Linked DNA regions of Homo sapiens: region 1 is linked to region 2. A link is an interaction called in ENCODE POLR2A ChIA-PET data of the cell type or tissue named here. Cell type or tissue: OCI-LY7. All regions are shown on one strand. Links, peaks and the distances in the headings refer to the core of each region. The heading gives the core; the rest is flanking DNA.

Evidence for each region. ChIA-PET counts read pairs that join two places held together with the same protein. Peaks named below come from ENCODE experiments on the same cell type or tissue, not always from the same donor. Only the 100,000 strongest peaks of a DNase experiment are listed, where the experiment ranks them.
Region 1: POLR2A ChIA-PET joins it to region 2 with 13 read pairs; 3 of 35 experiments call an interaction of 5 or more read pairs at or near these places.

The regions. Positions count from the first base shown.
Region 1 is chr5:119,342,084-119,346,477 of GRCh38, reverse strand. It overlaps LOC102723444 (a long non-coding RNA gene), which reads left to right. Exons shown (of 5, transcript XR_007058912.1): 5 at 34-4,394. It also overlaps a transcript of TNFAIP8 not described here. Among named protein-coding and RNA genes, the nearest start is that of TNFAIP8, 12 kb to the left of the region's middle. In OCI-LY7, for the core only: no CTCF peak of the experiment used is centred there; DNase peaks (open chromatin) are centred at 2,596 and 4,237; H3K4me3 peaks cover 3,452 bases; H3K27ac peaks cover 3,399 bases.
Region 2 is chr5:119,050,776-119,055,169 of GRCh38, reverse strand. All of the region lies in intron 1 of DMXL1-DT (DMXL1 divergent transcript), which reads left to right. Among named protein-coding and RNA genes, the nearest start is that of DMXL1-DT, 18 kb to the left of the region's middle. In OCI-LY7, for the core only: no CTCF peak of the experiment used is centred there; no DNase peak of the experiment used is centred there.

The DNA.
Region 1 (4,394 bases), core at 277-4,276, 290 kb before region 2:
GAAGGGACCTTTACATATTTTTTCTTTTGTTAGCTGGTACCATTCTAAGCTTCATCAGTGGAGAGTACTGTAGAGACATTACAGAAAGAAGCAGTTTTCCTTCCTGGTTCCGGTACACTCTTTCTGCAGGCTGCTGCAAACACGCATGGCTCCTAGAGTATCCACACCTTCTTCAGCAACTGGCTCCTGCTGAACATGATGGTCAGCACCTCCCAGCCTCCAGCAGCTTCCACTGGCATCCCTCTCGGTTGATTTTGCAGCAGAATGCATCCAGTGAAAGACCTCCACATGAATAGCTTTCCTTAGCATCTTAGAGGGTAGATTTCTAGCAAGTTCTGCCAGCATAGCACCCCAGTGACTTCTCTGCCAGCCCAGGAGCCACAGCAGGCCATGACCTCTCCAGCAAGGTCTGGAGCAGAGAGAAGCATGTGTTTGGGTGCTCTATCAGACCCACGGCCCACGGGTAGGGGCTGCTCCTTATATCTGCTATTCCTCTGTTATTTAAAGTTCTCTTTACTTCCTGTTAGCTAGTCCCCATTATAGTGAACTACTTCTCTTTTTCTTAACAGTTTTCTTTTGTATTTTTTAAAAATTGTGGCAAAATACATATAGTATAAAATTTACCATCTTAATAATTTTAAATATACAGTTCAGGAGAATTAAGTACATTCACATTGTTGTACAATCATCACCACTATCCATCTCTAGAACTTTTTTCATCTTGCAAAACTGAAACTCTGTACCCACTGAAGACTAATTCGCCATTCTCTGCTCCTGTCAGCCCCTGGCAACCACCATTCTACTTTTTGTCTCTATAAATTTGACTACTCCAGGTAACTTACATTCAGTGGAATTAAAGAGTATTTGTCTTTTTGTGATGGCTTATCTCACTTAACATCCTCAAGATTCATCCACATGGTAGCAGGTCAGACTTTCCTTCCTTTCTTCCTTTTTAAGGCTGGGTGATATTCCATTGTATGTGTATATCACATTTTGTTTATACATCCTTCTGTAGATGGATACCTGGATTGCTACCACCTTTTGGGTTTTGGTTTACAAATATCTCTTTGAGATGCCTTTTCAATTCTTTTGAGTATATACCCAGAAGTAAAATTGCTAAATCATATGGTAATTCTATTTTTCATTTTTAAAGGAACTGTCATATTGTTTTCCTAGCTAATACTTGTTTATTTTAAACTTTCCTTTAAATTACTGTGTACTTTATATTCTCATTAGACCCTGACCAATATATGCAATGCCCAACAGGTACATACATTCCATTAAGAAATGAAGAGTAACGTAAAAACATTATTTTTAAATATTTCAATATATATGTATTATTTTGTACAACTACAAAGTTATCAATACAGAAATACTAAGTTGTTTGGAACTAAGTACTTAACAAATGAAACTGCTAAGTATTTCTTTTGTCCTAGAAATGGCATGAAAAAAATTACTGAGACCACTAAGGGTGCATGAGCCAAGAACATTTGGAAGGCTCTGCTCTAGCCTACATGTTTCCAGCTGCCATTAGGACCTGTCTGCTTGAATGGTTCCTTAGGCTCGCCCTATCTAGGGGTATCCCTGAAGGCACAGATGGAGCCTTAATATTAACCGTACTTAATATTATATTTCTTTATAAATTTTTCTCACTTAGGCACTGGGGGCTACAAACCTTACAATTATCTTTGACTTATGCTGCTCTGTCTCCCCTTATTTCTAATCTCACATCAAAATGTTTCCTGGATTGGCCTTTTTTTCTCTCCATTCCTGCAGCAGTCAGTAAAGCCATCATCTCTAGTTAGCGTTGCCTAACAGATTTTAAGCTAGTTTCCCTTAAACAAGACAGTGGGTTGAAAATTCAAATGCTCACTGAGGCTAGAAATATGTTAATTCATACCTGCCACACAAGAATTGGCTGCCTCAGTCCTTGCACCCATGAAGGCAACACCAATAGGACAGGCTGTGGGTGAGGCCCCATTCCCAGGATGCCAGCTATTACAGTGTGGATGTTTGTCCCTTCCAAGCCTCATGTTGAAATGTGATGGAGGTGGGGCCTGATAGGAGGTGTTTGGGTCATGGAGGTGGATCCTTAATGAATGGCTTGGTGCCCTCCCCATGGTAACGAGTGAGTCCTTGCTCTATGAGTTCATGCGAGAGCTGGTTCTTTAAAAGAGCCTGGTACCTCCTCCCCTCTCTCTTGCTCCCTCTCTGTGTGACACATCTGCTCCTTCTTCACCTCTGCCATGAGGAAAAACTTCCTGAAGCCTCAACAGAAACTGAGCAGATGCTGGTGCCATGCTTGCATAGCCTGCAGAATCAGGAGCCAAATAAACCTCTTTTCTTTATAAATTACTCAGGTTCTTCTTTTTGGCAATGCAAAACAGACTAATACACCAGCTGAAGTACCAACTTCTCACTCTCAAAGAAAGCAATGGCAATGCAAGTGAGTGTGAATGATGCTACTTGAGGCAAAATCATGAATGTGCGCCCACACACACATAGATATGAGTGGTTTGAAAAGGAATCATTCAGAAATTTTTGACACTTGTTTTCATTAACTGGAAATTACTTGAGACAAACCTTATGATGAATCATGACACCCTGTGTGGTCACACAGCGGGGGCAGCTGCTGCTGGTCTATTTTTTCAGCTGTTATATCCGCTTTTTACCCTACCCAAAGCCATACTCAGGTCCCAACTCCTCTTAAAAGCCTACTGAAGCCCACAGTGGACCTATACTTCTACAGTGAACTTGTGCTATACTTAAAGTTGATAATCTTGATGTTAGTTGTCTTTGAGGCAGCTCCATAAGCTATTTAAAACACAAGATTATACCTTGCATTTGTTTGTTCTCCTTTCTAGAGCATACAATGCATGCTGGACACTTTCAAAGCACTATATAACTAATAAAATAATCATTTAATAATTTCATAATACTGAATTATGATAGCATATAAGAATAATCTTAATCTCCTCTTCCCCAAAAAGTACCTTACAAGAAACTATGTACATAAATATCTGCTATCTTCAAAGAAAGAAAACAAGACAAGAAAATCTGCATGGCATCTGCAGAACCGAGGTTAGTAATTTTCGACAATCTATAAAACTATCAAGTTTACAAAAGTTCTGTCAGAAAAGGAGCCAAGAAAAAAATAAATCTGACAGCTGCAAACCTTCTGTTTTACAACATGCACAGAATGGACGCACTTCCTTCGACATCCTTATAAACAGAGTGCCGAGCAAATGCAAACATCCCCGGTAGAAGTCCAGTGGACTCCAGACTTAATTAATGGATTGTGCTTATCTTTACAGAGGCAACCTTACTAGCCACCTATCAACCCCACCACAATTGCTTTAGGAACTATTAATAAGATGGATTGAACAAAATTCCATTTCAGTTGATGGCATTTCCAGGGCAAGCAAGACACCAGCAGCGGCTGCCCACTGTAGAACAGCAGCAATCTCACCATCCTCGGATTGGAAACTTTGTTTCCTTTAAGTTAAGAACTAACATCCGGCACTGGACCACCTGAATATTTAGACTAATAAATCCCAGATGGGAATTCCAGACACCTCTTTGCTAAAGACATGCAGGCGATAAACATTCTATTAAGCAAGTCTCCTAGGAGTGAGCTTCCCTTCAGAGACTGAAAAAAGTAACGCCAGCCAAAGAAGAGGAAGAGAGGGAGAAAAGAAAGAAAAATGCCCCCAGGTAGAGAATAACCAGTCAGAAGTGAAGGCTGAAGACCAATGGCTATGATGGTTGGGTGACCAATGGAGATTCTTTGAGAAAGATAACTTAGTAACATGACTAGAGATAGCAGCCAAATTGCAAGAGGTTGCAGAATGATCTGGTGTTGAGAAAGCAGAGACAGCACTGGTGGACTATTCATTCAAGAAATTTTCCTGAAGGGAGTAAGTTGAGAGAGTACCCTGAGGAGAAAGCATTATCAAAAAAAAACCCTGCAAATTTAGCACAGCTTTAAGTGGCTTTGAGGAAGGAATATGACATTCCCATAACTCTCCCATTGGCCAACACCAAATACGGGGAAGCAGGGTGACACCCAGCTCTTACAAAAACACATTTGCAAGAATTTTCGTGGACTCTGACATGGGTCTGAATAATGCAAATTTAAAAAGATAAAGTCAAAACCTTCTTCATGTTCAGTGGCTGGTGCTGGTTCCGCAGCTCTAACCTAAAGGGGACAACACAAGGTGCTATCTCTGAGAGGCTACCAAGCCCCAGATTATGCTCTTAGCAGTACAGGAAATACTATCATTAGAAGGGTGATACCTTGGGTTAAACTCTGATTTTCTGTTCTACCATCAGGTTCTTTTAAAAACACTAAACATCCCTTGGAGGAAAAGCCGGTGGATGACTAACAGCTAAGA
Region 2 (4,394 bases), core at 186-4,185:
AGACCCTGTCTCAGTAAATAAATAAATAAATGTTTAGTAAGCATCTTATGCTTTACTAGATGTTATAAAACACGGAAATAAATAAGAAATAATCCTTGATCTTCAGGGACTGTCGAAAGCTGGCTCCCCCAAATCACCTAATCAACCTGTTAATAAGACAAAGTTGTTTATTGCTTACTGTAGTGAGAGAGAACACTACTTCAACAGTCTTAATAGTGTCTCAGAGAAGGAAGAACAGAGTTGGGATATTTATTGAGATGTTGAAATTTGATTTAAGGCAAACCTTTTAATTCCAGTATGTGTGATGGTGTTGACTAGGATTAGATATAGATCATTACATGAATTAAATGGATTTATAGTTTAGAATTGGTAGACACAGCAAGGTAAGAATTTTGTGGTGAGATTTGGGATGTAAGCTATTTGATAACTTCTATTAAAGAGTTGATGGTTCTCCCAGGAAATTCCACTGTTTGCTATTTTTTAAAATTAATTACTTAATTTAGAGAAAGGGTCTCACTCTGTTACCCAGGCTGGAATGCAGTGGCATTATCTTGGCTCACTGCAGCCTCAACCTCCTGGGCTCAAGCAATCTCCTACCTCAGGCTCCTGAGTAGCTGGGACTACAGGCACATGCCACCACACCTGGCTAATTTTTGAAATTTTTTCATAGAGATGGGGTCTCACCAGGTTGCTCAGGCTGGTCTTGAACTGCTGGCCTCAAGCAGTCCTCCTGCCTCACCCTCCCAAAATACTGGGATTACAGGTGTGAATCACCATGCCCAGCCCCTTGATATTTTAGATCAAGAGTTTATATTTGTTTGCCTTTTCCTGGGAAAATCAACAATAGTCCTGGGCAACTACGCCTAGAATTTTATTGAGGTACACTCCTACTTTTCACAATTCCTTAACCAAGAATTCAAAGAATGTAAGTTTCTCAGTGATTCTACCTGTATTCAAAATGGAAGCCAGGTGTGGTGGTGCATGCCTGTAGTCCCAGCTACTCTGGAGGCTGAGGTGGGAGGATTGCTTGAGACCAGGAGTTCGAGACCAGCCTGGGCAACATAATAAGATGCTATGTTTAAGTAAAAAAACAAATAAACAACAACAACAAAGATAAACAACATAAACCCCAAATGTAGATTACTTTTTGTTGTGTTCTAAAGATGAGGTAAATCCTAAGACTGATTCCATCTCTTTACTTGCTGTTTTAGCTCAGAAATGCCATAAGGTTTCCAAAGAGAAGTTATAATTTTATAAAAGTAAAGTTCATTAGCTAGGACATGATTTATCCTTAGTTGGTTCAATCTGCTATAACAAAATATCATAAACTAGATAGCTTATAAAAAACAGAAATTTATTTCTCACAGTTCTGGAGACTGGGAATTCCAGGATTAAGGCAGATTCAGTGTCTGCTGAGGGCCCTCATTCTCACTTCACTTCATAGTGCCTTCTCCATGTGTCTTTACATGGTGGAAGGGGCAAGGGTCTCTCTGTGTCTTTTTTTATTTTTAAACCAAACTTTCCTTACATAGAGTTTTTTAGAAATGGGGTCTCACTATCTTGCCCAGGCTGGACTCAAACTCCAGGGCTCAAGCGTCCTCCTGACTCAGCCTCCCTGATAGCTAGGACTACAGGCACATAACATTGCATCTGTTTTGTATCTCTTTTATAAAGGCACTAATGGCCAGGTGCAGTGGCTCACACCTGTAATCCCAGCACTTTGGGAGGCCGAGGCGGGTGGATCACCTGAGGTCAGGAGTTCGAGACCAGCCTGGCCAACATAGTGAAACCCCGTCTCTGCTAAAAATACAAAAAAAAAATTAGCCAGGCATGGTGGCAGGCGCCTGTAATCCCAGCTACTCGGGTGGCTGAGGCAGGAGAATCGCTTGAACCTGGGAGGCAGAGGTTGCAGTGAGCTGAGATCACGCCATTGCACTCCAGCCTGGGTGACAGAGCAAGACTCCATCTCAAAAAAAAAAAAAAAAAAAAAAAAAGGCACTAATCTCATTCATGAGGGCTCAGCCCAAATGACCTCATGACTTCAAAGGCCCTATCATCTAACACCATCACCTTGGGGCTTAGGATTTCAACATATACGGTTTTTGGGGGGTACAGAAACATTCAGACCATAGCACATCCCAAGGAGATAAATCCTTCTGACAGATTATAGGCCATTTGAAACTTTGCTAAGCCACTAACTAAGACACAATTAAGAAGACTCCTAGTTGACATTGGCTTTTTCAGGCAGTGGGCGCCCAACAGTGTGTAGAAGTCAAGGGAAAGCTTCCCCTCTGCCTTCTACATTTTCACTGAAAATTAACTTACAATAAGCAGATTAATAGGAGAAAAAGGCATGCAAAACTTACTAACATGCATATGGATACAGGAGCCATATACAAAGTATGAGACTAGAAGAGGAGCCAGATGGTCGAGGCTTATATAGATTTATGGCAGCAGATACTATTTTGTAAATGAGACTATTTTGTAGATGAGACCAAGAGTTGCAAGTTATGGGAGGGTGAGGGGCAGAATGGCACAGAAACAAAGCTTGTCTCATTACACAGATAAAGTCTTCCACATAATCTGTGGGCCCTGCCCTCAGATGAACAGACGAAAAGCCTGTCTGGGTGTGGTGATTCCTTGTAGCTTCTCCTCTCTAGGTGGCTAATTTTTCCTGGTTATTTGATGAGATTCCTGGGGAGGGGTTCTTAAGTCAATTGCATTTCTTTTTTTTTTTTTTTTTTTTTGAGACAGGGTCTCACTCTGTCACCCAGGCTAGAGTGCAGTGGCACGATCTCAACTCACTGCAACCTCTGCCTCCCAGGTTCAAGAGATTCTCCTGCCTCAGCCTCCCAAGTAGCTGGAATTACAGGCAAGTGCCATCGTGCCTGGCTAATTTTTGTATTTTCAGTACAGACGGGGTTTCAGTAGAGATGTTGGCCAGGCTGGGACAATTGCATTTCTGTTGGAAGAATTTTTCTTAGTCCCATATGAAAATTCCAGAGGAGAGTCCCTCTTGGTGCTTTGGGAAAGAGAATGAGAGACAGGGAGGTAGCATAGAGATAGACTTTAAGTCTGCTTCTTCAGTGTAGCATGTCAAAGCACCATATTTTGGGGTATCATTTTCTTTTTCTTTTTTTCTGAGACAGGGTCTCGCCCTGTTGCTCACTGCAGCCTCGAATTCCTGGGCTCAAGCAATCCTCCCACCTTAGCCTCCCAAGTAGTTGGGACTACAGGTACATACCACCACACCCAGCTAAATTTTTATTTTATTTTTTGTAGATACAGGGTTTCACTATGTTTCCTAGTCTGGTCTTAAACTTTAAACTCCTGGGCTCAAGTAGTCATCTTGCCCCAGCCTCCCAAAGTCCTGGGATTACAGGTGAGAGCCACTGTTCTTGGCTCAGATATTATTTTGTGAGTTCCAACAAGTGTCTGTTCAAAGAAGCTATATGAGTTAACCAGTCTTTGTAACAAACCGCTTCTTTGGGAATCTAAATATGAACGAGTCTTTCTTGAGTTAAAAATGAGCCCTTCCTCACACCTGTAATCCCAGCACTTTGAGAGGCCAAGGCAGGTGGATCACGAGGTCAGGAGATCAAGACCATCCTGGCTAACAAGGTGAAACCCCGTCTCTACTAAAAATACAAAAAATTAGCCGGGCATTGTGGCGGGCACCTGTAGTCCCAGCTACTCAGGAGGCTGAGGCAGGAGAATGGCGTGAACCTGGGAGTCGGAAGTTGCAGTGAGCCGAGATTGCGCCACTGCACTCCAGCCTGGGCAACAGAGTGAGACTCTGTCTCAAAAAAAACAAAAAACAAAAAGAGCCCTTCAGTAGCTTTGTGTGGTTAGTCTGAGTAGCCACAGCAGCAGCTAAACTAGCAGAGACTTCAGCAATTGTTTTTGTTTTTGGAGTCTCCTTTAAATTTCATGGTCCCTCACGCTGTGTAATCTTTGGTTCTCACTGAATATATACAACATTTCTTAGTAAATAAGCTTATCTCTTATGAAATCCTATTACCTTCTCTGTTACATATTTCTAATCATTGTTATAATCTTGGAAAATCCTATTACTTTCCTTCCATCACCTGAAGAAAAGGAAATTCTTGACTGTCTAACCTATGTTTGTGAAATATCTGTGCATTAAATAGATTAGAAATTCCTTTAGAAAATCCAGACTTAATCTTGTTTGTTCGTGGGTCATATTTTAACATTAAAACAGAAAAATGTCACTTAGACTACACTGTTAAAAAAATAACTAAATTCACCCCTAAAATATAACCCCTTGCCAGAAATGGCAAAACTTGTAACCATAATAGATCCATTTCCTGATGTACACAGCAAGTCAATATGCTGAGACACTATGTTGCAGCAGAGAAAGAGGTTTAATCAGA